2 separate regions of the Mus musculus genome follow, and region 1 is linked to region 2. The links are chromatin loops, found by intact Hi-C in ENCODE. Cell type or tissue: gastrocnemius. All regions are shown on one strand. Links, peaks and the distances in the headings refer to the core of each region. The heading gives the core; the rest is flanking DNA.

Region 1 (16,570 bases), core at 3,243-11,242, 270 kb after region 2:
AGTCTAGACTTGGTGGGTTCAACACTGGAGGAAGTCCTTGGAGAAAGCCCACACATGAGTTTGATGTGCAAGAAACTGAACCAGCCTTGGATTCACCAGGACACCTGTTTTCTTGAGTTTGAGCACTGGCTAGCCCAGAGTTTCACTGTCTTCAGTGTGCTGGCCTTCCCCTCTGGCTGAGCTCCTTTTGTCTGCTGACTCACCCAGCATCCTTTAAGAAGTGGTGCAAAGGTCCTGTTCTCTGGGAAGCTTGCGGGATTTCCCAGACACTGAACCTCTTTTCTGGGCTCTCAAGCCCCTCACCCAAACACCCATCATCACATACGACACTGTTTAGTAACTGGGTTTCGTGTCTGGCTTCCCCACCAGCATAGAAGCTCCACAGAGCAGCAGCCTGGTCACCTTTTACCATCCAAGTGCCCAGAACAATCCCTGGACCCTAGTAGGGGCTCCATAAAGGTTTGTTAAATTACCACCTAACTTTGTTTACATTCTTCCAGATTCTAAGTGCTTACATGCATAGTTTCATTTCATCTTTGCAGCTGGCCTCAGAAGCAGGTGGTATAAATCTCTCTAAGAAAATAAAGGCTGAGGAGGGTTAGACTATTGCTAAGAGGTGAATGGAGCCTTTGGGACTATAGAGCCAGGCCTTCTGACAGCCTTGGGACAGAAGGAACATTACGCATGGGTGTATGGGGAAGGGAAGGGAAGGTGGCGAGGTGGGTGGGTGACCCTTCACCCCATGGAAACAGAATACCTGCGTTCTGTTCACTCATGTCTGCCTGGCAAGAGTGGGGGTTCCGGGGCTGACAGGGAGCCCGCTGCCTCTGTTGCTTCTCCATGCTTACTTCCCCTTCCTCCCACTTAGCCCATGCAGGTGCTCTTCTCCGGGGAGGCCACACACCGCAAGTACTACTCCACCACCCACGGTGCTCTGCTCTCTGGCCAGCGCGAGGCCGCCCGGCTCATCGAGATGTACCGAGACCTCTTCCAGCAGGGGCCCTGAAAGGTGTCCTCACTGCCAAATGTGTTCCTTGAAGAACCACTAACTCGTGACTGCTGGTCCTCGTCCCTTGCCCCCGTGCTCTTAATTTCCTAATTGTCTGTAGAATGGAATTTTACCTTCTGTAGTGGACACCGGGCTGACGTCAGACCTGGCCCGAGAGCTTTTCTTTTTCTCCAGGCTGGGTAATGACCAGGTGGGGTTCTGCTTCCTGCTTTTTTCCTCTCTCATGTTATTGCAAGTGCCTTCAATACTTTGCATTTTGGGATAATAAAAGAAGTGACCCTTCCCACGCTCCTTTGCTTCTCTCCTCAGTTCAAAGGCTCTCTGTGTGTTTGCTCCCATCTCTGACTGGGGCTTGGTGTAAGGAGTTATGGCTGTTAGGTTTATTGAGGAGACATCCCTTTACCCCTCTGTTTGTGCCTGCTGAGTGAGATTCCCCTGGAAGACTTCTCCCTGCCCAGTGCACACTTCCTTAGGATAAGCCTGGTTCTACCTATTTGCCTTTCTTGGAGCTTGGTTGAATGGTAGGCAGGCTGCGTGGAATGAAGGTGAATTCTATGGAAGGATACCCCCAAATTGTGGCTCCATACCAGGGCTTGATGAACTTACTGCTGGCCACAGGGTCTACTATAAGAGAACCTAAACAGTATACAGTGGGTCACCTTTGGTCACCACCAGCTGCCTTCTCTCTAACCCAGGTTCCTTGGTGGGAAGCCGCCTCTACTTTCTGTGAACTGCTTAGGAGGTTCTGACTTCCAGTGTCCCTGCTTTCTCCATCAACTGCAGTAGGAGGGGCAAAAGCAGCCACAAGATATCAAGTAGGAGGGAAGCAGTTACCAGGTGCCAGAGTTGTAAAGAACCCCATGGGAATAAGGAGCTTCAAAATGTTTGTTTGGTGACAGCATATTGGGGGGCGTTAGGTGTGTGTGGGGGGGCAGAGGAGAACATTCAGCACCAGTACCCGCCATACGCTGGCAATATCAATCATAAATGATGGATACATTGTTTCCTTTCGTTAAATTAAACTTTTATGTATGTGGGTAGCCTGCCTGTCTGTGAGTTCCTGGTACCCACAGACCAGAAGAGGGGGAGGGATCCCTAGAACTGAGCTACAGATGTTTGTGAGCTCTCATGTGGGTTCTGGGAATTAAACCCAAGTCCTTTGGAAGAACAACCAGTGCTTTTAATCTCCAGGCCATCTCTACGGTTTGTGCATAGTTTCTTAGTACAGTAGATGCCAGCCCTGGTTGGAAAGAATGGTTTCTCTCTCTCTCCAGGTGAGTAAAGATTTAAAGTTAGTGTGCTTGTCTCACAGGTAGGCAGCAAAGTCTGCCCTGTGCCATAGCCTAGGCCATCTATTGTGTTATACTGGAGAAGATGAGGCTGGGATACCAAATCAGAAGCCATTGCTCTAGAGAGGGGGCCATAGGCACAGCTGTACCCGAAGTCTGTATGGCAGATCCTACCAGTACTGGCTGTGCGCCTGTCAGCATTTCGCTCTTGGGTCCCACCCAAGAGAAAGACAAGACCACTGAAACCGTGACTTCACAGTTGCTAGAAATTGCTGGAAATAGCCTATGTGTACCCCAACAGAAGAAAGAATAAAGTAACACATGTGTGTGAATATATAGAGTATTGCACAGTAGTAAAATAATTGACTTATTTGCAACACAGACTAGTCTCAACAATATGGAACGAAAGAATACAGGCACCAGCAAGGCTCAGGATTGGGCGCCTTGTTTTCATTTAAAAGTTCAAGAACCTGCAAAACTACAGTATCAGCAGTGAGAGGGGAGGTAGTTCCTGGGAGCTGCTACATTTATATGTGGGTAAGAATGCATCCGGTCATGCACTGAGTTTCTGTACTTTACATGTGCCTCAGTTTAAACAAGCTGTATTTGAAGGTTTCTTTCTTGGCCCTCCCAAACCCAAATCCGGTCATGTTGTCCAGCTCAGAGAGAGCTGACAGCATCTTGAGAGCAGATGAAGGGAGGAAGGACTTACATTCGGCATCAGTTGCTTTTCCACCACTGTGCTAAAACACCATGATCAAAGCAACTTGTAGAAGGAACTGTTTAATGGGCTCACACTTACAGAGGGATACGAGTGGTCGGTCGATGGTGGCGTGCAATCGGCAAGTGGCAGGCGTGGCAGCTGGAACAGAAGCTGAAGAAGGCTCACATCTTAAACTGCAAGCTGGAAGCAGAGTGAACTGGGAACTGTGCATAGTTTTGGAACTTAAAAGCCCAGGTTGGGGGGCTAGAGAGATGGCCCAGTAGTTGAGAGCACGGGCTTCTCTTTCAGAGGACCTCAGTTCAATTTCCCCAGCACCTGTATGGTGGCTCATGACCATCTGTGACAACTCCAGTTCTTGGGGATGTAGTGCCCTCCTCTGGCCTCTGCATGCACTACATGCACATAGTATGTAAAACACCTGTACACAAAAACCTCAAAGTTTGACCCCAGTGACAAACGTCCCTCAGCAAGGCCACACTGCTTAAGCCTCCCCAGATAGCGCTCCAACTGGGGACTAAATGTTTGAGACTATAGGTGCTGTTTCTTGTTCAAACTGTCACAGAGCCCACTGGTGGCTTGTTGATGCAGACTGAGGTGGTTCTTGTATTTGGTCTTTGTGTCTGCGGCTGTGTGAGAGAAGTGAGGGGTTCAGGAGAGGAAAGCAAATTCTTAAAAGGACTTAGGAGGGGCTGCCCTGGGCCACACAGCTTAGGGGACATGCTGTCTCATGAGGGGAGGGAACAACTGAAGACGCCAAGGGACTCTTGGGAGATGCAGATGAAGACGGGGCAGGGGCAGCTCTGGAGAGAGAGCTGACATGGTCCTCAAAGCTGATCTGTGGTGGATGGACAAGGAAGACAAAAGGCCTTCAGAAGGAAACACTACTTCTAACAGGAATGTGGGGTGTTTCCCACATGCTGAGTTTCTGAAAGCAGATGTGGCTGGCATCTGGGCCCTTTCTGTGTGTGACACTTCTGTCAACTGCCCTTATACCTCCATTACTCCCCTCACACCCCCATTACTGCCCCCACACCCCCATTACTGCCCCCACACCCCCATTACAGCCATATCATTTCCATTGTGCAGAAGTTCACTTGCAGAGAAGTTATTTCCTGCAGTCTGTAATGTCCCAGAGTCTGTACACTTAGTCGCATGGTGTCTTGTGTCATAGGGACTGAGGACTCCAGGTTGAGGTTTTCAGCTGTGGCTTTGTGGAAGCCTGCAGTGATCTGGATCCCTCCCATAAGGCCCTGCCTCTTAGAGGTTCCATCGTGTCTCCACAGTGCCGCAGACCAGGTCCTTACATGTTGGCCTCTGAGGAACACAGTTTAGCTACATACTGTGGCAGTAACTGTGCAGTTTGCTTGGGCTAGTTGGGATGGGAAGAAGGGAAGTTCCTAGGTGTGGTATAAGCAAGCTAGCTGCTTGTCTAATTAATGGTCTTTTCAACTTAATGGCAGAGTGGCAGAAGGCCGGGTTTTCTCTGGGTCAGCCTGTTTATTGAGCCCATCTCTCATTTGTATTGGGCAACAGGCAGGCAGTGTCCTGCTAAGGGTAACCATGATAACCCCATGCTTGTATATTTAATAGTAGGCAAAAGGGTTGGCCACTGCCCCTTTCCATCCCCTAAAGCAGAGCTAGTGGCTAGAGGGACATTACTGTGTCCCTTTAGTCTAGTGTTGCTAATAATAAAGAACACCCCAAACCTGCTCTCATGGGATGCGAACGAGCTATTAGGCAGTTTATTTTACAGATTCAGTGCACATGTGATTTGGGCCTGTTGGATTTGGGGTTCACTCCACTTCACCCTCTACTTCTTTTTGTCTTATGTCTACCATTACTCCTACCCCAAAATGTGGGGCCATGTGGGATTACACAGCCATCTGTATACCCCAGCCCAAGGCCGTGTCCCTGGCATTGGGATCTTGGCTTTGCGTATCATTTCACTTGGTCTCTCTATTGTTTCTTGTTCTCCTAAAACTAGTCAGCATAATTCTGTCATGAGCCAAGCCATACCAGCAGGCTCGTCTGGAGGAGAAGGGCTGTGCCCACTGACCAGGATAAAGCAGAGGAGCACACCACACAGACCATACAGTGCCGCCTACGCCATCTTTCCACAGACAAAGCAGGGCTTTCCCTCCCACCGCTCACAGTCCAGTCCAACTTCATCTTCTTCGTCTGAGCATGTGGCACCACCATTCTTTGGCTTCAGAACACTCAGGTCACTATCCACTCCCTATCATCTGCTTTCCCATAGGCGAGTCTCATCGACTCCTCTTACGCATTCTGAATCGCATCCTTTGAGATACCCCACTGTACCTGCATCTCTGCCTTGAGTGGCGGAGGCAGCCTCCCAGGTGGTGTTCCTCTATAACCTCCTCCACAGGGCCAATGCAGCCTCCTTGGTTTCCAGGGACAGCCCTCACACTGGAGAAGCAAGGCGTTGCTCTCAGTCATCCTGTGAGAAGTTCTAAGGTCCCCCTGCTTCCTCTCTGTCTTCCCCTAGGACCTGGCTGCTCTTTTTTGTCAGGGTTCTAATCAGATACTTTTCTGGGCATACTGTCCTTTTCCACAGTTACCCCGTCTACCCCATTCTGTGCCCCCTTTCTTCACGGCCTTTCTTTCCTCCCCTTTGCTACTTGGTGTTTATGCAGATGCCTGTCCTTCCATCTCATGACTATGGAAGTTCCCTGTTCACTGCTACGTATCCGGTGCATCCAAAATAGTACCCAGTGTAGAGACAGGTTAATGGAAAAGGTTTACAGAATGGTAAGGGAAGGAAGACACCATGCAAGGGTGTGAGCCTGGAGACGCGCCCTTAGTGTTGGTGGCAGCCCTCTTGGGTCTCCCTTTAGGTTCCTGACACTCCTCTCCTGCCCACAACTCTATTTTTCTTTGCTGTCTTCTGCCTCATAGACACATAAAATCTAAGTAAGTCACTTCTCACCCATACAGACAGCTCTCTAGCCTCCTGTGGGAATTCCCTCGGGACACAAGGTTGACCCCTACTCTGCTTTGGTGACCTGTAATCCCCACCCTCTAAGGCAGGGACCTTTATCCCGACTTTCCAGCTGCCTGTTTGCTTCTGTCATTGCTCTTTGCTCCTCTTCACAGGGAAGTGTCACATGCTGCTGTCTGCGCTGGTACTGTCTCAGTTCCACCGTGCTCACACCAGCAGTTAGTGGTGGAGATTTTTCCAACTGCAAAGATACACAAGGGTCAAATGGGTTCTCCTTCTCACAAGGCAGGCCTGGAGAGGCAGAAGTTCTCTGGAAGAAAGGACAAGCCACGAACCATGACCATGACCTCTAGCACCACCTTCTGGCCATATGGGAACACAGCACTTGCTGCATTGAGAGGATTTGTATTCTCTGAGCTTTTCTGAATTCCTGAGAATGAACCAAGCAAGCGGTCACTGGACCCCGTTTAATAAACACTGAACAATGAATAATATCAGAAGTGTGATTTCAATTTACTCTTCAATCTGGTGTCAGAGCCCCCCACACGGTGTGGCTCTGGGTTGATGGAAGTGACACAGCTGTGAGGAACAGCATTGCGTTTACTTATTGTGGCCGGTTAGATCTGGCTACACCATGGGGATAACACGAGCCTTTCATACATAACTTATATAAAAACTAAACGTATTTACTGGAATGTAGTTGTTTGTGTGTTAGTTATTTTCTGTTGCTGGGATAAAACACCATGACCAACAGCAACTTACAGGAGGGTTTATTTTGGCTTATAGACCCATGGGGACGAGCTCATCACCACCTCATCGAGGAGGTGTGGCAGCAGCAGGCAAGCTGCTGGAGAAGGGAGCTGATGTGCACATCTTCAACCACAAGCAGAAGTGGAGAGGGAACTGGAACCGCTCAGAGCTGCCTGAAGTGACGTACATCCTCCAGCAGGGTGCAGCATCCTGACCTCCCCAAACAGCACCACCACCTGGGGCCCCAGTTCGGACATCTGAGCATCCGGGGCGGGGGAATCTTTCTGGAATAAGCACTCTGACACCAGTGAGTGGAAGAGATGAGCCGCCACTGATGGACCAAAGCCAGGACAAATCCTGAAAGGTTTTGATGCCAGGCTCAGTTTGCGTTCTCATTTTATATTCTAAAATACAAGTCAGACTGGCAAGCAAGCAAGCTTTTACAGAAGGGTTTGGGGCAACGGCTCATCATCTCAGCTTTTCCTCCAGGTCACTCTGTTCCAGGTAACAGGTGAAGCCATGCTTGGCAGACACACAGTACATGCAGTGCTCTAAGAAAGCCATCAGATAAATCAATATCTAATAACTGGTAAGATTAATGACTGAGAGAGGCACAAAAAACACTTTTGTTTCTTGAAGTTCAAAACTTTAAAGAACAACATGCATGATCTGTGTATTGTATGTGCGGTTTGTAGTGGTTTTGAAGTAGAGTCATGTAGAAAAGACTAATTATTAGACATTGATTTGCCAAACTCGACTTTACTAGTTACCTAAAACAGTGACCTGGAGGAATCGCCGAGACTGTGAGCCGTTGCCCTTAACAGCCTGCTGACTGCCAGGAACACTTTTGTAAGGTTAATGCGTTTGGCAGCTTTCCGCTACTGTGGCAGAATACCTGAGAAAATTGGCTCATAAAGTGGAAAGGTTCACTCTGACTTCCAGTCCAGGGTGTTTCAGTTAAGGGCCCTGCAGATGCACTGCTTTGGGCCTCTGGTGAGACATATGACAGGATGTGTTTGGAGAGAGAGAGAGAAGGAAGAAGAGTGACAGGGAGGGAGGGAGGTGGAGAGGGAGGGAAAGAGGGAAAGAGAGAGAGAGGGAAGATGCAAAAGGGAGACTGAGGGAGGGAAGGAGGGGAGAGAGGGGGTGAGGGGCAAGGAGTGAGGGAGGGAGAGTGAGGCAAAAGGAAGGGTGAGAGGGAGGGAGGAGGGGAGAGAGGGACCTGGGGGGGGCACATACAAGGAAGGAGGGAGAGACTGTGTGATCTCTCATATTCTTGGGGAACATTTTTAGATCCAAAGAGCTGCCACCCTCAAGACACTTGACATATTAGTTTGAACTTTGATAATTTCTTTAAAAAAATCCTATTGGGAAATATTTTCAGTTTTATTTTATTTGCCTGCATGTATGTCTGTGCACCATGTGTATGACTGGTGCCCACAGAGGCCAGGAAAGGGGCTACAGATGGCTGGCCGTGAGTACATGCGGGCACTAGGAACTGAACCTGGGTCTTCTTTGAGAGCAGCCAGGGTTCCTAACATCTCTGCAACCCCAGATTTTCTCATTTCTGTATTTAATGTAAACACAATATCTTAATTTCTTTTCCTGTTGCTGCAATAAAATACACTGATAAAAGCAACTTAAAGGGAAACGTGTTGGTCCCACCTATGATGAAGATGAGCCCCCCTACCCCCGGCATCAACTAACATAAAAAAGACAATCCCCCATTTGCTCAGCAAATATCCCAGGTGACTGTAGACTTTATCAAAGTGACAGTTAGTACTGTAATAACTCCACTCTCAAAATATCGCTTTTTTCTTTTTCTTCCTTTTTGTTTTCCTTCAGTTTTTCAAGTCAGGGTTCTTTTGAGTTGCCCTGGCTGTGCTAGAACTCACTTTGTAGTCCAGGCTGGTCTGGAACTTAGAGACCTGCCTGCCTCTGCCTCCTGAGGGCTTGTCACCATGCCAGGCTCAGAACATCACTTTTAAGCTATGACCTTCTACCTTTAAGGTCACCTGTCTCAATGAGCTCAGAACACTCTTATAATATGGTATGATTTTAGTCCAACCTTAAGGTCCTCATTGTCTTTAATAGTTTTGACACTGTAAGGTCCAAAGCCTCAACTGTCAGCTTCTATGAAATACGAAACAGTTTATTCCCAACATGTAATGGGACCGAGTAAACATTCATATTTCAAGGGGAAGAATCACAGCAAAAACAATCACACTAAAACAAAACCAAAATCTACCATGGTAAACACCAAATCCTAAGTTCCACGTTTGGCATCTGGGGACACTGAGGCTTGGGACACTGAGCCAAATTTCAGGGGGTGGGGTAGTAAAAGAGTAATTGATGCTATAGACAGCATGGTGGGGCTCTGAGAAAAAGTTCAGACCCGCAGTCTCTTACAGGTTGCAGGAAAAGTGGGGGAGTCCATAGTCTAGGTCTTGTAGTAAGGCTGGCTCTGATTCCCATGGGTTCCCCATCTCAGCTCCCAGTAGACTCCCTATCAACCTCAAGTCAGGCCTCCATTTCCCACCTTTCTTTTCAGCATCCTTGCTTTCTGAGCGCCACCCACCAGAGTGGCCATTAATACTGTAAGCAAGTTGGGCCCCCACAGACATTCTCAGAGGCCCATCTTCCAGGCGATCTTGCCAAGGTGACAACATTAACATTAGCTTATAATGTGGTTCGTCCAGGTGGTCCTGTGCAGTGATTATTTGTCCTGACAGCAGACCACAGTCTGTTTTGTGATGGGCTATGATTTATGTATGCACTTTGATAATACACTAGATCTATTTCAAGTATTGGGTTGTTAGACTAGAGTGGCTGTAGACATTTTAATATATAAATATACTCGTGAATATAAGTATATTTCTATTGAGTGTGTGTCTAGGTGAAGAACTGATGTGTAACATGGTATGAGTAGGCTTTGCTTTAGAAGTTTAAGGTGTAGTGGCTTCAGGCTTCTGAATTTATGACCTCTGTGTCCTTTTTGGAGACAAAAACTTGTGAGCTCCCCTCCTCTCCATCCCTCTCTTCCTTCTCTTTCCTCTGATTCTTGCCTGTATTTTATGAGGGTTACTTATAACATCATGTATTCTCCTCTTTGATTTCTGCCTCCATCTGGGTCTTTAGAAGCACAGCTTTGGCAGCTCCTGGGAAGTCTCAGGCTCCTCCTCTAACCAGAAGCTTAGACTCTTTTCTCTTGCCTCCCTTCGCCTCGCCTCGCCTCTCTCCCTTTCTCATCCCCCACCCCCACCCTCTTTATCAAAACCTGAAACTCACTGTGTAGACCAGGCTGGCTTCAAACTCCGAGGCCCGCCTCTGCCTCCTCAGTGCTGGCACTGAAGCCATGAGCCATCACGCCCATCTTAAGAAGCATTGCTCTTTAAGGTTCTTCTATCTGTCGTGCTGACACAAAAGACATAGCTTTCACCTTACAGGGAGAGAATAAGAGATAGTTTGTTCTAGAGCCATTTTGAGTGACATAGCTGGGTTATCCCAAATTCCATGTTCCAAAGTGGAAGCAGTTTCATGAAGTTTTTATAGTTTTACAGAACAAGGAAAGTAACAAATCAAGGCAAGATTAAAATACACTGGTGGGTGCATCAGAGAGGCAGGTACAACAGGGTGGGGGAGCTCTTCTGTAGTCTGAGGGTGCTATCTGATGACACTCTTTTTTTATGTTTATAGAACATGATTTTAATATTTTCAACTATTAATATTCAACAAGCAGAATAATTATTTTAAGATATGTTTTGTTGTTATGTCTCCCTTTTCATTTCTGATTTTATTAATTTGGATACTATCTCTATGCCCTCTAGTTAGTCTGGCTAAGGGTTTAATCTATCTTGTTGACTTTGGTTCGGTTGATTCTTTGTATAGTTCTTCTGTTTCTGTTTAGTTGATTTCTGCCCTGAGTTTGATTATTTCCTGCCGTCTACTCCTCTTGGGTGTATTCGCTTCTTTTTGTTCTAGAGCTTTCCTGCCTTCCTTTCTAAGTGCGGTGATTCCTTACTATAAGGTATGCTATTTCTAGAACAGTGTATGTGCATGTGCACGCATGCCTATGTGCCATGGTGTGTGTGTGGAGGTCAGAGAGCAACTTTGTGTAGTCAATGCTTTCTTTCCATTCTTATGTGACCTCTGGGACTCAAACCCAGAGTTGAAAGGCAAGCACCCGCTGACCCATCTTACTGTCCCAGTTTCTCAGTTAAGAAGTACATTATTTGGTCTATGAGGACCTACAAACAGCATGGAGACCTTTGCTTTGCCCCATTTTGAGTCACCTGCTTGCCACCATGGTGACCATTCCAGGAGTGTTTATTAAGCAACTTAACCTAGCTTGGTTCCCTTATGGCTGAGGCAGGAAGGTAACTGAGACATCTCTGTCAGCTCTTTACACGCCTTGTTCCTTATCCCCCAAAGGCACACAAAGTCTCTGGGTGTCCTAAACCCAAAGTCACCTTGGATTCTAGGAACAGCAGCACCTCATGGGACAGAGAAGGGCTGCTATCCCTGACAGCTGACTGTACCCCGGAGCTCTTGCAATCACTTTTACTTGGTGCCTCAAGCAATAAGGACTTCTTTGGGGGCCTTAGACAGCAGGAACAAAGACAGTGATCAGTTGACCATACCCTAAGGACTTCTCGAAGAGCTTTCTTCCCCTGCCCTCACTTTATCTAAACCTAAGGCTCATATCTCTACCTGAAGAGGAACTTGGGTTAACTAACCCTCCTATGTGTTCTGCCCAGCACGTGCTGATTAAAGTTCCGTGATCGCATGCAGATTGTCACCACTACTCCTGTGATGGCTACTGGGATGGGTGGCCAAGCCTGTTGGGACAGCAGGTAATGAGGCTTTTGCCTTAAAATGCTGGTTACAAGTAGGCCAGAGTGTGCCCTAATAATACTGTGTTCTATTGTAATGACCACGATACATTTTAATGCTGTAAAATTTTGTTTGCAAATGTTTCTTCAGAAACTCTTTTGTCTTTTATAGTTACAAAAATACTTTAAAAATCCTTTTTTTTTCTATAAATGTTGGGAGAATACATATAAAATGTTGACTATCTATTTCCTGAAGACTTACAGAGTTTACTTGTAAAAGTGGTAATGTCTACAGTGTTGTGGGGTTTTAAAATATATTTGAATACTGTTTAAATTTTGTTAAGGGTTAATATTCTGTTAAGAATTTGTACTTTCTTTTAAAAGTGGAAATGACTATTTAGGAGAGTAGAAATTGCAATTTGGAAGGCAGGAGTTCAGCAGAACACGATGGGGGGTGGGTGGGAGGAGATCCTGAGTGTTGAGAAGGAACAAGGTGATGTGGCTGATAGAAGATTCAGAAGGAAGGGACAGAAGATAGAAGATAGAAGATAGAAGAAGATAAACAAAAGGGAAAGGCCCCTAACACAAGACTGTGATAACCTTTTGATGAGCATCTTGAGTTTCTGGGCACAATGTTGATCCAGTGGCAAAGATGATTAGAGTTCATAGCCAGCACCCAAGTCCTAAGTAGGTCTTCCATGTTGATGGTTTCTTGACTCCATTAAAAAAAAAAAAACCTTTCAATGGTGTTTTGCCATTAGTTTCCTTTTCTTTTAACATGCTTATTTTTTACAAATTGGAATATTATTGCTTAATTTCCCCCTCCCCTTTCTTCCCTCCAACCTCTCTCATATAACTACTTTTCTTTCTCTCTGTAATTCATGGCTTCTTTTTCTTTGTTATTGGTGTGTGTGTGTGTGTGGTGTGTGTCCATAAAAATATTAAAAATGCCCATTCAGTCTGTTCAGTATTGCTTGTGTGCATATGGTATGCATTGGATAACCAGTCAGGGGCTCACCGTTCCAGAAGATTGATTCTCTAGTTCTCATAACTCCTTGGTTGCCTCTAGTTCTTTGTCTAGAGGTGGGTCCCCATGAGACTCCTCCTTATCATATTAGCACCTCTGTGGTACCGTGCTTGTTTGGGTCTTGCTTAGGCAGCCAGATTGTCAAAGCATCACGGATGAAGCTTCCCAGTAATGTGTAAAGAGACGCATTCTCTCTCACAGCCACTTCCTGAGACCCATTCTCACAGCCACTTCCTGGTTCTCTGGCTCCTAAGACCTTAGGTGGAGGGCTTGTGCTGCACATGTATCTGTAGGGAGCTGAGCTCCCATGATCCACTGAGCTCTTGCACTATGGCTAGTTGTATTTTTCTGTAGTGGTCTCTGTCTGTTGCAAGAATTCGATGAGGGATGAGAGCCGACACTTCCTGGTGGATTTGAGGATGCGTATTTAGAACATGGTTATCGTGCCATGCTGGTCGTTGCTGCGGTTCATAGGCCTCGTAGGTAAGACTGTTGGTTGTTTCCTTCCCTTGGCATCTTGAACAGCGCCTTCCAGTACTGGGCGAGCTCGTCCTCAGGGAGGAGGCTCTAGGGTCAAAAGTAAAAGCAAATGCTCCTAAGGGCCGAGCCATCTCTCCAGCCGGCCTTCTCATATTGCTCTTAATATCTTGTATTTAAAGTTGGTTGTGATATTCTTTTCTTGTGACTTTGATATATATTTTTTCTGAGTAGGTGTTTTTTTTTTTTTAGAAATGTTTTAAATTTGTTTTTAAAATTAGCTGATAAAAATAACAGTTTTTTTTCTGTGGGATTTTTGTACATATTTCATGTAGATTCTCTCTTGAGTTTGGTTTTGTTGCCTTTGTGCTTTAGACTTGTTCGTTTTCTCCCTATTGACTGGGCTTTGCTAGTTTTCACTCCCCCTCCCTCCAGCAGTGATAGGGATCAAACCCAGAGCCTGGCACATGCTTGGCAGGTGCTCTCCTCCTGAACTTCTCCTCCAGCTGGGAGACAGACTTCTTTAAGGCAGAGGCTCCTTACGTGGCACAGGCTGCCCTGGGCCTCATGAGTTCTGGGATTACAGGCAAGTACCACTACACCCAAGTAGTGAGTAGGTTTTAGAGAGGGTTTGACTCTGATCTCTGTTAAGAACATCAGCCTCAGCCAGGAATGGTGGCTCACGACTTTAGTCCCAGCACTTGGGAGGTAGAGGCCTGTCTTTGTGGACAGGCTGATCTACAAAGAGAGTTCCAGGACAACCAGGGCTGTTACACAGAGAAACCCTGTCTTAACTCTTCCCTGCAAAAAGAGCATTAGCCACTCTGTGTGGCTGTAGCATGCTTCAAAGCACATGCACACGAGGCTTCCATTTGGTTTTTAGGAAACGAGGGGGTAAGCTAGGCTGCAGTGACAAACACAAACCTGGGCTTGCTGTGGGGGAGTCTCAAGCCACAGCAGTTACTCGGTCTGCATCTCTGTGGTTGTAGCTAGGCAAAGGCCAGGCTAGTGCTGGCTAATATTGTAGGTGAAATACAAACACAACACTCTCCGTACACTCTTTCCGTGACTGTGTCTGACCTCACTCAGGAGAAGTTAGATGCTGAGTTGTGTCCCTAGCCCCAGTGCATTAAAGTTCTAACACCTACACCTTAGAATGTGACTGGCTTGGAACCAGACTCTTTTAAAGAGGTAATTAACTTAAAAGAAGTTCATTAGATTAGACCCCCAAGTCAGCAACAGACATTAGGTAGAAACAAACCCAGAAAAGATGGCTGGAGACACAAGAATGATGCCCATTTGTAAACCAAGGAGAGAGGACTTCAGAGGACAATGACCCAACAACATCTTTTTTATGGAGCTTGGGTTTCTGCCCTGTGAATTGTAAGGAAATAAATTTCTGTTATTTACCCTAAGTGGCTTTTTTTTTTTTCCCTTAACAGAGGCCCTCACAAACGAATCCGTGTTTGGCCATCCAACTTCACACAAGAGAATGAAGTGGACGTGGTCATACTCCCAACAGTCCTTGCGTGTTCTACTTATGCTCCTGCCCTTCTGTGGTCACCGTGACAACGTGCTTGGGTCAGGCTGCAAGTGGCACAGAGCCAAGGCACTCCAGTCTGAATGGAGACTATCCAGGCTTGGTCTAGGTCACTGAACAGCCAGCCCTGAGAGATATAAACCTAGCCAAGGTCAGGAGAGCCACTGTGATGAGATCTGCTGACTACATCAGCCTTATTTCTGAATGACTGATATGTGAGTTCAGCTGTGACACGGGATCACTGGGGTAAAAGAAGGCAGTTCCAGCGTGATGATCATGACTGGCTAGCTTAGGAAGAGGGAGAGGGAGTCTGGAGAGACAGAGGTTGCAGGTGTGTGTGTGTGTGTGTGTGTGTGTGTGTGTGTGTGTGTGTCTAGTTATTTCCTAGGAGGCTGAGTTGAAAGGCTAGCTAAAGAGGAGGCCTAGAGACACTGTCAAGAAACCTGGCCCTGAACAGTCAATAGATGGAAGAGAGGGTTAAAGAATCAGAAATATGACCCTGTGACTCCTTGTTAGGGTCATAGTTACCCTCTGGGTGTGACTTTGCCATCTCCTGGATATACATGTGGATGGGTGATGCAGTATTATCTGCCTTTATTGTCTGTCCCTGCTTGGTCCCACTTTTGCTTGCTGGAATCAGGACAGCCATCATCAGAAGTGGGTCCAGGTTCCACAGGGTATCTCTGGGCTTCTCATTAATTGCACCCAGGGCTCCTGGACACAGGATAGAGTAAGGCACAGAGCTGTATTTGTCAGGAAAGTTGGGTTCCTTGTGATATACTAGAGAATTGTTCGGCAACTATTCACTCATGGGCCTCTTCCCTCGGATGAGAGTGTGCTTTTCTGCCCTGTTGATGGTTAGGTTGGCCATGTGACTTGCTTTGGCACAGTGAATGGGCACATATTTGATATGACTTAAGGCTTCTTTCCTGAGGCGGGAAGCAGAAGCTAATAATGTGTGCACTTGGCTTCTGTACAGCTGCCACTTGCCATGAAAGGTACACGCTCTAGCTGATGGTTCAAGTCAAAGATGGAGAAAATGGGGATAGATTTGAACCCATGAGAATCTTTAGCCAATCTGAAGCCAGACATAGGCAAGACAAAGAAATGCTTCCGATTGTGATCCAAGAGTGCTGGGGCAAGCTGTTTCATGGCTTTGTTGTGATGATGGCTGATAGATATACCTCTCCTTAGGGGAAGTCAACAGCCCTGGGAGGTATTTCTGGCCACTGCTAGTAGACTGGGAAGTCACTCAGGTTCAAGTGTGGCCCCAATCCCAACAAGGGACCTGGAAGGACCAGACCACAGGGGAGACATTTCGTGGCATAAAGTGTATGTTGCTGCAGGCTATGTTGTTACAGCCAATAAACACTTCTTGGCTGTTGATATGGCCACAGCACATGGCATCCTTGGTGATCTTTGGACATGCCAGGAATCTTACTTAGTCACGACTTTGGGCACCAGCTGTCTCCTCTGCCTGGAATGCTTCCTTTCAGCGATTCTCAAGACTCGGTTCCTTAATGTCTTCAAACTTTCTCTTGCTGTCACCATCTGCTGAGAGCTCCCCCGTTTTCTAGGGTGTAACCTCCCCATCTCTTCCACTTCCTGTTACATTCTCTTTGCTTATTCCTATGCAACCTACCATAGGTTTTATTTAGTGTATTATGTATCCCCTACATATCGTATAACAAGAATTTCATGGAGGCTGAGGTTTTTTTTTTCTTCTTATAAATTGTTTTATTCTCACCTATCTGGCATATGGCAGGTGCTCAGTAAATATCAAGGGTGTGCATTATCCAGTGACCTCACCTAGGTTGTTTGCTGCTGGTTAGAGAACATTGGCTGGTCAAAGAGAGTCAGAAGGCATTTCGATCCCTCCTGTGCTGGTGGAGTTCACAACAAACACAAGCTGGCCTACCAGGGTGACTACAAACTTAGAAATAAAACTCTTAAGATTGTCTTT
Region 2 (16,570 bases), core at 5,851-13,850:
CTTATTCCCTGCCCTCTGTTCCTCTGGGTCAAACATACCTCCTTTGTGCTGAGAACTTGGTCTTGGGTCCTATGACAATACTTTTCCTTTTATTATGTATGGGTTTTTGCTACCCCTCCACTCCAGCTCTTCCCCTGATCACTTCCTTCCTCCTTAGTATCCCCATGTTTATGTTTTTACCCTGTCTTTTAAACATTTTGCTTATGGAATTTCTCCCTACACCCAAACAAACTGTTCCTCCAAGCTTCCCCAATGCCTCTCCCCCGCCCGCCCACAGCTCCCTTTGCTCCAGTTGTTCTGACACATCTGCAATGCTGTGGAGCGGAGGGCTCTGCCTACAAGGGACCTTCATCCCTTTCATCCTAGGCCAGATACAATTCTTAGGTTAGTCCTCTGTTTTCTCCTGTTTCCTTCCTTCACTGCTCTCTAGCTCTCTGATGCTTCTGCTCACTCATTTTGGTGCAGCACTCTTGGCTGTGGGACTAGGTACCATCATCACCCTAAATCAACTCTAGACTCATTTCCTTTCATGGTCTCATTGTCTCTCTGGCTTCTACTCCTCCCCTTCTCTTCAGTTTCCTGGACAAGCTCTCAGTCCTACTCTGACCACGTCATCTGCTTACAGTGCTATAATACTTTTCAAAACCCCACAGGACCTTCAGCCACCTTAAGCTAACTCCATCTAACAACAGCTCCCCTCAGCAGGAAACAGCTAAGAAAGAATCTACACTCTCACCCTTTTAGGGTTTGGACTGGTGACGTGTTTCCCTTTTAAAACAGCATTTGTGAGATTACAGATAATCTTGCTCGATCTTGGACTTTGCTGGGTTATCTGCTGAGACAGTCTGTTTTACCTTGGGCTGACAACTCTGGAAGGCTAAGTGCTGCTACAGTCATTTCCCCGCCCCTAAAGAGAGTCAAAGTCATCTTTTTGCTCTGCCGGACTGCTCAGCTTCTCTCAGCAGAGCCTGCCCCCTGGCTGTGCATTTCAGTAAGCACACATCGGACAGTCTGTTGAAGGTCAGACACCTTTATTTTTTTGTTTTGTTTTTTGCTTTGTTTCCCAGGCTAACCTTGAAGCACCCGCAGCAGTGTCCCTGCCCTGCCCTACACAGTATTGCATTATAGGCAGGAGCCACACACAGGCAAACCTGAGGCTGATTGTTTTTAATTATAGTAACTAACAGCCCTCACCCCCAACAAACAGACCAGACCACAGTAAAACAGAAACCCCTGGCAGACTGCCGATGTAACTTAGTGTCTTCCACAGTCTCCTCTGAGCAGAATTCTTTCCTCCAGGAAGGAGGGGAAATTTCATGAAACTCAGGAAGTAAATAATCTTTATTTGTCTGAGGAAGCTGAAATTTACAAGGCTTCCTAGGGCACTGTCCTGAGTTTATGGAAGCAATAAACAATGGCTGTCTGAGCAGCCAAGAGGAGATTTTTGGATCTGTTGAGTTTCCGCCAAGTGTGTCCTCCAGGGAAGTAGCTTTTGCAAGGCACCAGTCATTAGTGTTGAGGTAGGCTTTTAAATGATGCTGCTTCATTTTGGTCATCTCTGATCTGTAATTCTATACATATTCCTGTAAGTAATTTCAATACAAACTCATTGGTTCACCCAGTTGAACTTTGTCCTGTCATGATTTTCCTATCTGGGGTGAGTAGACATGTGTGTGTTTCCCCAGAAGTTTGACACAATGCCGAAATGCTTACCTAGCTCTGTGTTTGATCCTCAGTGTGAAAAGTTTTTTCTCTCAATCAAAAGTAATTAGTAGCTGGGCGTGGTGGCACACGCCTTTAATCCCAGCACTCGGGAGGCAGAGGCAGGCAGATTTCCGAGTTCGAGGCCAGCCTGGTCTACAAAGTGAGTTCCAGGACAGCCAGGGCTATACAGAGAAATCCTGTCTCGAAAAAAACAAAACATCAACAACAACAAAAAGTAATTAGTAGCAGGGCAGGGGTGGTGCAGTTTTAATCCCAGCATTCGGGAAGCAGAGGCAGGCAGATATCTGAGTTCGAGGCCAGTCTAGTTTACCCAGAAAGTTCCAGGATAGCCAAGGCTATATAACAAAACCCTGTCTCTGCTTTAAAAAAAAAAAAAAAGTAAATAGTATAAAAAAAGTGAGGCAGAAAAGCTGACAGATTTTATATCAACAGGCTGAGGCTGCTTTATTTTAACAGCATGGGGTCCCAGTTAACCCCCACTCCCCTAGGATGAAAATTGAGTGCATGAGAGGGTCTGGGACTGGGACACAGCGTGGGCGCGCGCGCACACACACACACACACACACACACACACACACACGGAAGTTACAGCTATTTTTGTGGGGTGACTGGGAGCAGAGTAGGTTGTTTACCTGACATGTTCTTTTTGTAGGTGGAGCAGAACAGTCTAAAGCTAAGAAATTCTTTCTGGCTTGGAGCTAGTGTGTAGCCCGACTTAATTCCTCATGACCTACGATTATTACCCAGAAGCCCAATAAGGGCCTGCATTTCCTGAACCTCCCTCTTTCCCTTTGTGGCCATTAACCAGTTAAGTCAGGTTGTGAAGTTGAGCTCCTATCAATGGGAGAGCATTTCATTGGACTTACAGTTTAAGAGGGTTGGAGTCCATGAGGATGGAACGGAGGCATGGCAGTGTGAACAGCTGAGAGCTCACATCATAAAGGCTGCAAGCAGGAAGCAGAGCACACACTGGGAGAGGCAGGAGTCTTCTGAAACCTCAAAGCCCACCCCCAGTGACACACCTCTTCCAACACGGCCACGCCTCCTCCAACAAGGCCACACCTCCTCTAACAAGGCTGCACCCCCTAATCCTCCCTAAACATCAGCTAGAGACCAAGTATTCAAGCCTGTGAGTCTATTGGAATTGTTAGTCCATGGCCACTTCTAAAATGTGTGTGCCTTTATTTGTTAGGTCCACCAAGACCAACATAAGCATATATAACTTTAAAAGTCTCACATTATTTACAGACTCAAACACATTAACATTTCAGTCCCTTTAAAATAGCCAATTTCTTTCAAAATCTAAAGTCTTTTAAAGTTCAAAGTCTTTCAGTCATGGGCTCCAGTAAAATAAAAATAAAATAAAATAAAAAGACCCTAAATTCATTCTCACTTCAAGAGGGAAAAAAAATCAGGGTACAGTAACAAATAAATCCAAAGTCAAACTCTAGCCATCCAATGTCTGGGATTCACTTACTATCTACTGGGTTCCTCCGAAGGGTTTGGATCATTTCTTCAGCTCTGGCCTCTGTAGTACATACAGCCTGCCTTCTAGGCTCTGCTGGCTCCACTCCATTGCTGCTGCTGTTCTTGGTGGTCATCCTGTGGTACTGCCATCTCTAAAATGCTGGAGTCTTCTTCTTCTTTTTTTTTTTATTAAAGATTTACTTATTATTATGTCTAAGTACACTGTAGCTGTCTTCAGATGCACCAGAAGAGGGCATCAGATCTCATTACGGATGGTTGTGACCCACCATGTGGATGCTGGGATTTGAACTCAGGACCTTCGGAAGAGCAGTCTTCTTAACTCTTAACTGCTGAGCCATCTCTCCAGACCCTCCTGGAGTCTTCTGTAGCCACTGAGCTGCACTTTCTCCTTTCTCCAGTAGCCTTCCCTGGACTCTTTTCATGGTGCCAAGCCTGGACTTCACTGTATGACCCACTCAATTCTGGGTCTTCAGCTGCCACTGAGGCTGCATCTTCACCAATGGTCTTTCCTGGCCTCTCACAGTGCTGAGCCTCAGCAGCTCTTCTTTCATGCCTTGAAAACAAGTAGTACCCGAGCAACTCTTGCATGTCACCAAGCCCAGCTGCCAGCACCAGGTCCCGTCTTGGCCACCTAGGGAACAAGCTTCTCTGTGCTCTTAGGAAACATTTCCCCAAAGTGACGCTGGTCTCTTCTTAACCACTGATAATTTCTTAGCTCTGGCTAACCAGCATAAACGAACGATCCCAGTAATACAAAGGTTTCACTTCAATGGTGTTGGTCTCTTCTTAATCGTGGCTGACTCTTTAGCCCCAGCTGATGAGAATGACAGGTACTTAATTCAAAATAGCAAACAGCTCTGAACGTCCTTAAACTTCCCTCTGAAACTTCCCAAGCTGGGGCTCCTCCGTCCTCTGCATTGTTCTTGACCTTCTTATCTTCCAGGTTCCTAAAGAACATCCCACTGAGCCCTTGACACTCAGTCGCTAGCCAAAGTTCTAGTGTCCTTCTGTTCTTCCAAAAACACGGTCAGGTCTGTCACAGTAATACCCCACTACACTGGTACCTACTTGTCTTAATTATGGTTTCTATTGCTGCAATTAAGCACCATGACCAAAATGCAAGTTGGGGAGTAAAGGGTTTATTCAGTTTATTCTTTCACACTACCATTCACCCACCATGGGCTGGGCCCTCCCTTCCTTATCTACCACTAATTGAGAAAATGCCTTACAGCTGGACCTCATGGAGGCATTTCCCAACTGAGGGTCCTTCCTCTCTGGTGACTATAGCTTGTGTCAAGTTGCCATAGAACCAGTCAGGACAGACATTGTCCTCAGCTTGGCTTTGGGTTTAACGAGCAATAACGAAGACAATATCGTCTTTTACTCTCTGGTGATGCTGTCATTTAGATGCAAGGAAAACTGTGTGGAAACTCAAAAGTTTTTACTTAGAAGAGAGAAGAGAAGTGACTCATTGGAAGCCAAGGGCAGACAATGGGCTCCAAGTTGTTTCTAAGAGTCCTCTCTTTTCTGTTTTGTGAAACACCAATCTATAGTGAATATGGCTGGCCTGATTAGTAACAAGCTATTGTCATATATAATGGAGTATGACCTCCCAGCCTTAGTCATAAAAGACACTGTTACCTCTGCCTGTTTTCTCACAGAACACCAGCTCTGGAGAACATCAGCTGCTATATTGTGGGGATACTTAGGAAACCCTAAACAAACCCACATTTTGATCTGAGGCTTCCTGCTAATTGCCAGCACCACTCTGCCTGTCCCATGATATCCAGGCATGATGCTCTAACCTGTTATATCTTCATTTACAGTACTTCTTTTTTCTTCAATTTTTTTATGTGTTTTGCCTGCGTGTCTATGTACCACGGGTGTGCCTTATGTCTGCATGTCAGAAGAGTGTCCTATCCTCTGGAATTAGAGTTATGGATAGTTGTGAGATCAACAAGTACTCTTAACCATTAAGCCACCTCTCTAGCCTAACTGTACCCTAAGAAAGACCCTAAGGTAGCCACGTGGTGCCACATGTCTTTAATCCTAGCACGTAGGAACCAGAGCAGGGTGGATCTCTGTGAGTTAGAGGCCAGCCTGGTCTACAGAGCAAGTTCTAGGACAGCCAGGACTACACAGGGAAACCCTGTCCAAAATAACTAAATAAAAATAAAATCCTGAGGCTAACCTTGACAGCTAAGTCACTCCTAATCTCCTTACTCAGAGCAACTGAGAATCACTAATAATTTGTTTAAACTTTCCTTTAACATAGCAATAAAAAGTTAATATGGCCGGTGGTGATGCACGTCTTTAATCCCAGCACTTGGGAGGCAGAGGGAGGTGGATTTCTGAGTTCAAGGCCAGCCTGGTCTATAAAAGTGAGTTCCAGGACAGCCAGGGCTACGGAGAAACCCTATCTTGAAAAACCAAAACAAAAACCAAACCAAACCAACCCCTCCCCCCGAAAAAAAAAAAAGCTAATATGGTATTTCAGTACAGAAGCGACTGGAGCTTAGCAAGTTGTTCCTCTTAGAATTTGGTCAGCTCTGACGTGCTTACGAGGTTCCCTGTGCTGCTTGCTCTGACTCGTCCACCAGAAAACAGAGGGAGCCCCAAAGTGGTAAAACCCACAGTGATGCTCTCTGAAAACCCTCTTTACCCCAGAGAAGGGAAACTTCTCACTTTCCATTTTCATGTCATGTTTCTTATCTCACTTTTTAAAAGTAAATAGCTATCTTTAAGCACAAGTTTATTACTACAATGCTAATATTCAATTTCTTTTTCAAATGTTAACACAGACTTGCTCAAATCACAAATTAACACCTTGATGAAATATTACATAGAGAACACATGTAATCACTCAAATCAAGAAACACTACTAGTTTCTGGGGCTCTGAGACAGCCCACTGGGCAAAGTACTTGAAAACCTGACAACCTGAGTTTAATTCCTGGGACATAAGAGATGGAAAGAAGTAACTCGGAAGGATGATTATCTTCTGATCTCCACTCGGGCCCAGACCCAGGCCGGGGCCCCAGAAGAAAGCTCCCTGTCTCCTAGATCTCTTTCCCTTCCTCCCCTTTCCCCAAAGTAGCATCACCTTTGCTTCTTACATTTGACATTAATATTGGGGGGAAAAAAAAAGGTTTAGAAACTGGGACGTATGTAGCCCAGGCTGGCCTCAGACTACATAGGAAGACAGCCTGACTTGGTCTCCTGATCCTCCTCCCTCACCTCCCAAGTGCTAGGATTCCAGGTATGTACCACTAAGCCCAGCCCTTTAGTTCAGCTTTGTAATTGCAGTGCTAAAGATTGAACTCGGGGCCTCGGGAATATTAGGCAAGTACCGCTAAGCTAGACCCCAGCCTCTGAACTTAATACAGAATCTTATGTTATCGTTATCTCTTTTGCTTTTTTTTTTTTTTTTTTTTTGAAACAGGTTCTCACTATATGGCCCAGGCTGGCCTCAAACTCACAGAGATCGGCCTGTCTCTCTGTCTGCATAGTTCTGGAGTTGATTGGAGGTATGTGCTAACACTTTGCATTTCTGATTTGATTATAAATGTCCCACTTGTGATTAAATTTGATACCATAGAGTGTCAGCAAGTTCACAATATGAAGGGTGTGAAGGGTGAGAATTATATTTAAGAAACAAATCTGGGCATGGTTTGAAAAAGCTGGGGGTGGGTTTTCAGAAATCTATTGATAATTCAATCTGTGCTGTCCCTTTTCTTCTCGGGATAGGGTCTTCCTACATAGCCCAAGGTAGCTTTTAACCTGGGAACCTTCTGAGTGCTGCAGGTACAGGCATGGACCACCATGCTTGGCTCCAGTCTCTGCCTTCTTTTGATTATGCAGGCAGAGAATAGTATAACTTCCCTGCCTATTCTCTTTTTGCCATGATGGAGTCTGAATCTAAGACTTCCCCTATTTGAAGGACTCTCTACTGGAGCTATATCCTCCTCTCCCTGTTCTCTGTCATTTTTTAATTTATCTGCTTTTAGGTAAGTCGCCTCATCATCTAAATGTCTTTAAGCCTTGATCTCCATACTTTACAAATAAAGCTGGTTGGATTGGTTAAGGTTCTGTAATTAGTTGAAATCCCATATTCATTCACTCCTCCGATTCTTCCTTGGCTTGATTCTTCCTTGGCTTCGATTTTGGCTGAGGCTGCAGGAGCAGGAACAGGAGCGGGAGTGGGAGCGGGAGCAGGGAGTGGTGGCTGTCATTACAGGGGCAGCAGCCACAAATGTAGATGGATTAGCTAAGAGGGCCTCGTTCTTATCAACAAGAAGGGAGGTGTGTTCAGTTGCCAGGCATGGTGGCAAAAGTCAGCTAACCAGTCTGCAGATAACACCAGGAGCAAGAACACAGTTTCCTCTGATAGCAAGCACTTCAGGCTTGTAGATCCAATGCACTCCGGCTGGATGCCCAGCCCTAGGAGGTGGGGGGCGGGGGGGGGATGCTAAGTTCAGCAGTAGGGCTTTGATGGCTCTCACTTTGTCTCATCTATCTTGTCTTTATTGTTTACACATAATTCAGAATTCCAATGATGTCTGAAGATTTTAGCTTAAAGCCTAAAAGGAGCTTTCCTCAGGCTCTAGCCCAGTGATTTGGGTCGGTATAATGGCTACACACGGGACAGAGACAGCATGAGAGGCTGGCAGCATGCATTCTTACTTCAGCATGTGGCTGCCTGGTACTCTAGGGGGACCAGAAGAGAGAGTGGAATGGCCAGAAGTTACAGAGGGTTGTGAGCCATGTGGAAGCTGGGAATTGATTCCTGGTCTTCTGAAGAGCAGTCCTACTCTGTTATGGGCATTCCTGATTTTTGTTAGATCCAGTGTGTGTGTGTGTGTGTGTGTGTGTGTGTGTGTGTGTGTTCCTGCGGAAGCTGGAATTTCAAGTTAGGAAATAAGGTTTCCAGAGTTAATTCTACACTGTGGGGTACTAGTTTGGAGCAAGTATGGGAGTGTTTTTCAGCATTCACAAGAGAAGCTCAGGCCGGAACTATTAGTGAGGGAGTAAGTTAGAAGGTAAGAGGGCTGTTATTCAAGGGACATTATCTCCTCCCAAGAAAGGTACTTAGGAAATTGTGAGAAAGCCTCAGTCACTTAAAATTGAGGGACTGAGGGAATGCTTCAGGGGTATATCTGGGTGGGATATCAAGGGTTAGGGCACTTGGGAAGGGCAAACGATTTAAAAAAAAAATCCATCTTCTGTAAAAACCCAGGGGTCTGGAGCTATGGTTCAGTGATTAAGAGCATTTGCTGTTCTTGCAGAGGTCTGGGTTAGATTCCTGGGATCCATATGGGGAAATCCCTCGATTTCTTCTGCCCTCAGCGACCATCAGGCACACACCAGGGTCACAGACATACATGCATGAAAAATGCTCAAACACATTAAAGAAAAACAAACAAACAAAAACCCCAACAACAACAACAACCCCAACCAACCTAACTTCCAAGCCTTCATACTGCCTTCTTCAGGAAGGGGAGTAGGTGAAGGATTTAGAATCCACCTCCTCCCGCCAGTTGTCATGGAGACAAACCTCAGTCTTTTCATTCCTTCTGGTACTGGGAATGAAGTCATAGCACAAAGGAAGAGACGGTGCTTGTACTTTGTGGACTGTAGTGTGGCTCCTACTGCAGCTATAGAACCAGACCCGGGGACAAAGGCTAAGGTTAGTCGCAGCTCAGAGTCCTTCCTTCTGTTAACACTTCTCAGTAGCTTCGGGGGCTCTATTGGGCGGGAGGAAGGAGTGATTCGTGAACAGAGAAGAGATAGTAGACTCCCTGGAGTTCTAGGGAATAGGGGAGCAGCTTGGCCACCGCTCTCGCGGATGCACAAGAGAGGGCGCCCCTCACTCAAATCCTTTGGGCCCCTCCACGATCGCTCCCAGCCTGCGCTGACCCCGCCTTCATCCGTCCAGAGTGCCTGTCGTTGGATGGTGGCGCGGTCTCTTCGGCTGGAGTCTGGGAGCCTATTGGACAAGACCTCTGGAACCCGCCCCTAGCCAGCTCGGATTGGCTAGCTGCACGTTGGCGCAACGGAAAAGGCGGCAGCCGGCGTGCGCCTGCGCTCCAGCGGGCTGCGCGGAGGCGGCAAGGCGGCGCTGGGGGGCTGGCTCGGGCGGCAGCGGCGGCTGTTGCGGATGGGAGCGGGCCGGTTTGGCGCGCCTATGGAGCGCCAGGGCAGGGCTGCCGCCACCTCAGCCGCGGTCGGCGAGTCTGCGGACTCGGAAGCGCGGAGGCGGGACCCGCTGAGGCGCCGGGCGAGTAGCGCGGCGCCGTCGGGGTCCGGGGAGGCGGAGAGTGTGAGACGGGAGCGGCCCGGCTCTCTAGGCGGCTCCACCTCGGCCGGCCGCCCGCGCGCCGAAGGCCTCCGGAAGAGGCGGCCGCGTAAGTGCCCCGGCACGGCCGTCGTTGTTTGCGCGCCGGCGGTGCCCGCGCGAGGGCTCCCCGCCACTTCCTCCCTGTCCCCTGGGGTGTTCTTTTCCTGAGACTCCCTCTTTTTTTCTTGAGAAGGCTCCTCCTCTCCCAAGTCCCTTTGAATCATCCATCGCGCTCACAACTGAAGCCTTTTCTATGGTGATTAATTTGGAGGTTGCTAGAAAATGCCCCTGAGGCGCAGCAGGCCCAAAACTCGACTCTGGGCTCGATACGCTTCTAAGCTTTGCTCGGTTTTCTTCCCGAGAGAATTCAGGTCATCTCGCATCCAGAGGTTTTCCCCCGTTTCCCTTCCGTTAGTTCACGGGAATTCCGGTTTCAGCCATAGCATTCTGGGCAGTAAAGCCTTTTCTTTGGAAGGGAGTCGACCTGTTCCTCAGTTACTCTTAAGCCTAGGGAGTTACTCTTTTCAGAGAATCGGGTTCTCATTTTATTACCAATTTGTGTTTCTTGTCTTGTGTGTTTTCTCCCCTTTAAAGCCTTTAGGGCTGTTGTCTAGCATCCACGACTACTGCTGAAAGTGTCAATTGTCCTAATACTGTAATAGGAACTTTTCAGCATAGCTGTCTGTGTTTTACATGTGGTTAAGACCTGGATATCAGATTACGGTATGAGGAAGGTAAATGCTGAGTGCAGGCAGGCTATGAGAATTACGGGAAGTGGCTTGATGTGTGAGGTCTGTTGGATAGTCCGCGCCCAGCCCTACCTGCTCACCCCCACCCCAGTTGCTTTTATCGATGATTTGAGCGATTGGATGTAGCTCTGTTTTGCCATGGAAGGTTTGGAGGATGTATGTATGTATGTATGTTTAGTACTTTATATCACTATATGTATATATTTTTTTTTTCTTTTCTCGACTTGTAAGAGATTTTATAATACCAGCCACTTGGGAGGTGGAGGCAGAGGAATATGAAATTTAAGACCCTGTCCTAAAAGAAAAAAGGAAAACGGATTTTCAAAGAGTTCCTGTTGTAGAATCGTTTGCTTGATAAATAACTTCCTTATTACACTTATTTATCGTGTGTGTCTGTATTGGTGTAGGTCAGAGGACAACTTTGCCCAGTCCTGGGGATGGAGCTCAGGTTGTCAGACTTGAGGGCAGGTTTTGTTTTGTTTTGTTTTTTTTTTGTTTTTTGTTTGTTTGTTTTTTTTTTTTTTTTGGTTTTTTTCAAGACAGGGTTTCTCTGTGTAGCCTTGGCTGTCCTGGAACTTCACTCTGTAGACCAGGCTGGCCTCGAACTCAGAAATCCGCCTGCCTCTGCCTCCCGAGTGCTGGGATTAAAGGCATGTGCCACCACGCCCGGCTGAGAGCAGTCTGATGAATTACCCAAGTTGGCCTCGTCCTCAGGGCAGACCCTTCAGTGCTGGGTATATACTGTGCCAGTGCCAGGCTCCTCTTCCCCTTTCTCCTTTCTTTCAGTTGTAGGTTGGAACACAGGGCTTTGTACATGTGGTAAATGTTCTGTCTCTGAGCTGTATATAGTATCTCCAGTCCAAGCACCTGAGTTTTGTTTTTGTTTTAAGACAATCTCATGTTCCAGGATATCTTCTCCTCTAGCTCCCAAGTGCTGAAGTTATAGGCTGTGCATCAAGCACCTGATTTCTAAGCAACAGAAAAACCTGAAGTTCCTTTGTGGGTTTGTATTACATTAACCTGAGCATCAATGTTAGAGGGTTAATGTGACAATTAGCCATATGTAGATGATTATGTCACCAAATTTGCAGTGTTGTTTTTGATTAGTTGTTAGTCTGGCACAATTCAGCCTGGTGAACTCCTGTGGTAGGTATGTGGTGATAGTCTGTTTCACTGACCAAAAGAATGGTGCCCACTGACAAGTAGCTACTCTGCAATTGAGGAATTTTTTTAGCCTTTGTGCTTTTCCTTCTATCTACTGGTTTCTGTTTGTTTGTTTTTTGTTATTTTTGAGACAGAGTTTCTCTGTGTAGCCCTGGCTGTCCTGGAACTCACTCTGTAGACCAGGCTGGCCTCAAACTCAGAAATCTGATTGCCTTTGCCTCCCAAGTGCTGGGATTAAAGGCATGCACCATCACTGCCTGGCTCTATCTACTGTTTTATTGAATTGTTCTTTTTTTCCCATTGCTTTAGACCAAAATAAACATGACTTGTGTATGTGTGTGTTCAAGGCTGTCTTGGGAAAAGTTATGACTAGCAAGTACTGAATGTAAAAATGGCCTACAGGGCTGGGGAGATGGCTTGTTCAGTAAATTGCTTGCTTCAGAACCCAGGTAAAAAAGCTAGGGGTACAGTGGCTTGTGCCATTGATGGCCACATGGGAGAGCAGACAGATCCCTAGAAATTCACTGGCTAGTTAGTGTAGCCTACTCGGCAAAGTTCCAGGCCAGTGAGGCACACTAGCTCAAAAAGTAGAGGGCACCTGAGGAGCTACACCCGTGCACACACACAAATGAACATTAGTTTGCACCTGCACATTTTCACATGCATGGAGAGTTAGAACACAAGTTGCTGGGCCCAATTCAGTAATTGGATTAGGAATTGGAGATGTGAGGCCCATGCCTGTAATCCCAGCAAGCCAGAGGTAGAGGCAGGCAGATTCCTGAGTTCATGACCAGGCTGGTTTACAGAGCAAGTTCCAGGACAGCCAGGGCTACACAGAGAAACCCTCTCTCAAAAACCAAAAAGAATCTGTCTGGTGCAGGCCTTTAATCCTAGCACTCAGCAGGCAGAGGCAGGTGGTTATCTGAGTTCAAAGCCCACCTGGTCTACAAAGGGAGTTCCAGGGCAGCCAGGGTGGTTACACAGAGAAACATTGTCTCAAAAAAAAAAAAAAAAAAAAAACCCCAAAAAACAAAAACAAACAAACAAACAAAAAAAAACAAAAACGAGAGAAAGAAAGGAAGAGAAGAAGGAATATGAATCTTGAGAGGTGTTTAAGACACTGCCTTAGCCAGGGCTACATAGAAAAACAGTTTCAGGAAACAAAAACAACAAAAATCAAAACGAAACCAAAAAAAGCTGCCTTACAAATAAGTAATTCAGATCCAAGAGAAATTCTGAAAGACATTTGGGAGTGTTGTATTACTATGGTTTCAGAACTTTTTAAAAAGTACTACATAGACAAAGCTTGAGTTTCTGTATTTACTTTTTGAAATTGTGTTTTATGTTTCCCAAGGTGATCCTCAGATTTTATGGTTAAGGATGTCCTTGAACTTCTGAAGGCTGGGATTATAGGTTTTTTTTTTTTTTTTTGTTTTTTTTTTGGTCTCTGGCTGCTTTGTTTTGTTCTGGGTCTTGAACTTAGGGCTTTTTGCATGTTCTATACACTGAACTACATCTCTTTTCCCTCCCTCCCTCCCTTCCAAGTTTAAATAAACCACATACACTTAGTTACTTATTTGTATATTTACTTATTTTGTTGTGTATGTATTTGTGTGTATGTGAGGGCATATTCGGGGAGTTCAGGGGACAACCTGTGGGAATTGTTTCTCTTCTACTTGGTGAGTTTGGGAATTGAACTCAGGTAGTCGTGTTTGAAAATAGGCATTTGTACCCATTGACCTATCCTGCCAACCTCTGATTTCTTTATTTTTTTCTAATATGGTGTCTGATATTGGCCAATTCCTTTTCTTTGCTTTCTCTGATTGTATGACAAATCATGAAAGACTATTTCAGATAATGAATGTGCTGAAGAAACAGTTTCTCCCACTTCAGCTTTCTGAGTGCTAAGATTACGAACAAAGCTACTACTCCAGGATTCAAACAGGATATTGGTTTGTTTGTTTGTTTTTACACCATTTGATCTTCTGTATTACCCAAGGATTCCCTACTGGATGGAGAATGCAGTTATTGGCTGTTCCAATGGCATACTTTAGTCATAACTCTGAGAGAATCCACTGATAACTAATAATTTGTCTATTAGAAAGCCATCCGAGGTTAGAAACACTAGTTTTATTGTCTTATACTACTCTTCTCTCCTCTTCTCTTCTCTCTTCCTTCCTTTCTGAGACAGGGTTTCTGTGCACAGCTTTGGCTGAGCTGGAACTCACTCTGTAGATGAGCTTGCTTTGCAGTCACTGAGATCTGCCGGGCTCTGCCTCCTGATCAGAGGCATGTTGCCCCCATGCTTAGGCAGTTGAAACTAGTAGGAGCTCATTTGTTTTGTAACTTGTGATCCCGGTTTATAGTAATGTTCTACCACACATGTTAATTGAGCAGTGTGGTTTCCAGACTGGTTTCATCCTGGACTTCTGTATTACAAGAGGCATGGGTATGAAATGTAAAGTATTTAAAAATGATATTAATTTGGGCTGGAGAATTTGTTGAGTAGTTAAGTTTGTTGCTTTTGTTAGAGGGTCTGAGTTGGATTCCCAGCATGCACATGGTGGTTCACAACTATTCCAGAGGATCTGTCTGTCTTTTCACCTCTTAGGGCACCAGGCACACATACATGCATTCAAGCAAAACACTTGTATACTATAATAAAATCTGAAAACAAAACAAAACCCTATACTGAATTCTGAAAAAAAGCATAAATATTGTATGTGTTTGGGCACACATGTGGAAGTCAGAGGACACGCTTTAGGAGTTGGTTCTCTCCTTCCACTTTGTGGGTCTCAGGAATTGAACTCACTTGTCAAGCTTAGTGACAAGTGCCTTTACCTGCCATCTTACTGGCCTAGAAGTTCTTTAAAGCTTTTAGATCAGGTAGTTGCTATATATCACAGGATGAGAAAATACCAAATAAAGACGATGTTAAAATTTTGGGAATTGGCCAGGGAGATGGTTTAGTGGGTAAAGCACTTAGGTATTGTGAGAAGTTTGCCTTGGGTGGAGAAGACAGCTTCTATCCCCCTCTTCTCCCAAAGTTCTAGTGACAAACTGCAAAGTTCAGTCCCACAGTAGTTCACACTGATGAACCAATGAGTTGGTTAAGGTTACTTACAGCCTAAAGCAGCCACATTGCAAAGTCTGGGCTTAGCATGAATGATGGCTTCCGTAAGGCCCCTTCCCTAGAAGCAATCATCAGTTACAGCAGCATTGCACACAGATGACTGGGAGGAGTGGCTTGGTACTTAGGTGAGGGTCCAGTGACCCTCCCTACCCTCTTTCTGTGAGGGAATATTAGCAGTCAGCGAGCCCAGTTGTAATAAATTTTAGCAGGTGGAATGAGTGATGGCTCTTTGGTTCAGAGGACAGTGCTTATACAACACCATACAAACCTTACTACCTCAATTTGATCCTCAGACCCCGTCTCTACTCCAAGCCTTTTTACACTGAGATGGGAGGCAGAGACAGGAGAATCAGCCAGAAATAGAAACAATCCCTGTCTTACAGTGGAAGGAGAGAACCGACTTCTGGAAAGTTCTGTGATTGAGGAGGGTGTGTGTGTCACACACATGCTGTGGCACAAGAGAATAACTAAGAAAGAAAATAAATTAAGGGGGCTGGAGAGATGGCTCAGTGGTTAAGAGCACTCACTGACTGCTCTTCCAAAGGTCCTGAGTTCAAATCCCAGCAACCACATGGTGGCTCACAACCATCTGTAATGAGATTTGGTGCCCTCTTCTGAGGTGTCTGAAGACAACTACAGTGTACTTACATATAAATACATCTTTAAAAAAGAAAAGGAAAAGAAAAGAAATTATGAAGACTGGGGCTGTAGCATGCAGGATTCCATGAGTTTGAACTCCAGTGTTGTATAAACCAGATGTGGTGTCACCCGCTATAATCCGACCACCAAGGAGGGTGAGGCAGGAGGATAGGAAGTTGAAGTCATTTTTGGGTACACAGTAAATTCAAGACTAGTCTGAGATGTATGAGAATATGAGATTCTGTCTTTTAAAAAAGGGAATATGGGGTAAAGGTATAACTCAGTTGGTAGAGTTCTTGCCTGGCAAATACTTGGCAGGTTTACCATTGCTTTAAATAGGTAAAAAATTATGGCAGCAAGATGCTGATGGGGTGGTATAGCTACAGTTAACAGTGATTGTGTGTTAAACACTGTATCCTCTCCCCCCAACCCTCAGATATTTTATCTAGGTCTCATCCAGTGAGGTAGGTGTGTGTGTGTGTGTGTGTGTGTGGCATGCAAGTGAGTATTCTGGTGTGTGCGCATCTAAGTGTACACACAGTCCCAAGCAGGATATAAGGTATCTTCTTCCTCCATTGCTGTGCTATTGAGTCAGGGTCTCCAATGGAAAGCTCATCATATACCCTGTCAGAAAGGATGGCTAGCCAGTGAGATCTTGGAATCCACTGGTCTTCATTCTCTAATGTTGAGGTTACATGAATGCACAGCTGTGCTGAGTTTTGTCCTTGTTGGTTTTATTATGGTTTCTAGGGACTTGTGCTTGCAGAGCATAAGTCATTATTCACCGAGCCACATCCTTCTTTCAGTTTCCAGATGGAAAAATAGACTTAGTTAAACCTCTAAATTTTTTATTGAGATATGACATGGTGGGCTGGAGAGATGGCTCAGTGGCTAAGAGCGCTGACTGCTCTTCCAAAGGTCCTGAGTTCAAATCCCAGCAGCCACATGGTGGCTCACAACCATCCATAACAAGATCTGGTGCCTTCTTCTGGAGTGTCTGAAGACAGCTACAGTGTACTTACATATAATAAATGAATACATTTTTTTTAAGAAAGAAAGAGAAGACATGGTAATACATTGCCTTAGCAATGTCTGTATAGTAGAGTATACAGTATGTAAGAAGCACGGGAGCTCTGGGATCACAGCCCCCTTGTATTTGGAGGACAAGCTCTGCCTCTGAAGAGGACTCCTTGTATGCTAGAGCACATGGAACTCTTTAGAACTTGATGATTTTCAGACTCATTGACAATCACAGGATACCCTTCAATTTCATTAGTTTAGAAAATGAAGCTTTTTGTAGCTTGGCAATACTAATTTAGAAAAGGGGTTCCTTGGCT

What was found. Peaks named below come from ENCODE experiments on the same cell type or tissue, not always from the same donor. Only the 100,000 strongest peaks of a DNase experiment are listed, where the experiment ranks them.
Region 1: a loop joins it to region 2, with 2.3 times the contacts of the local background. A loop is called at or near these places in 6 of 42 quality-filtered maps.

The regions. Positions count from the first base shown.
Region 1 is chr2:131,523,875-131,540,444 of GRCm38, forward strand. It overlaps Gm30732, which reads left to right and starts at 2,114. Exons shown (of 2, transcript XM_017319385.2): 1 at 2,114-5,243; 2 at 6,137-6,470. The coding sequence starts at 4,594. The coding sequence ends at 6,407. Smox (spermine oxidase) reads left to right here. Exons shown (of 7, transcript NM_145533.2): 7 at 869-1,309. The coding sequence ends at 1,006. Gm39938 (a long non-coding RNA gene) reads left to right here and starts at 14,410. Exons shown (of 5, transcript XR_003954065.1): 1 at 14,410-14,822. In gastrocnemius, for the core only: CTCF peaks have their summits at 3,400 (motif pointing left), 6,355 (motif pointing left) and 6,939; DNase peaks (open chromatin) are centred at 3,405, 6,330 and 6,969.
Region 2 is chr2:131,253,201-131,269,770 of GRCm38, forward strand. It overlaps Pank2 (pantothenate kinase 2), which reads left to right and starts at 9,300. Exons shown (of 7, transcript NM_153501.2): 1 at 9,300-9,615. The coding sequence starts at 9,369. In gastrocnemius, for the core only: a CTCF peak has its summit at 9,559; DNase peaks (open chromatin) are centred at 7,441, 9,214 and 12,024; H3K4me3 peaks cover 2,402 bases; H3K27ac peaks cover 2,848 bases.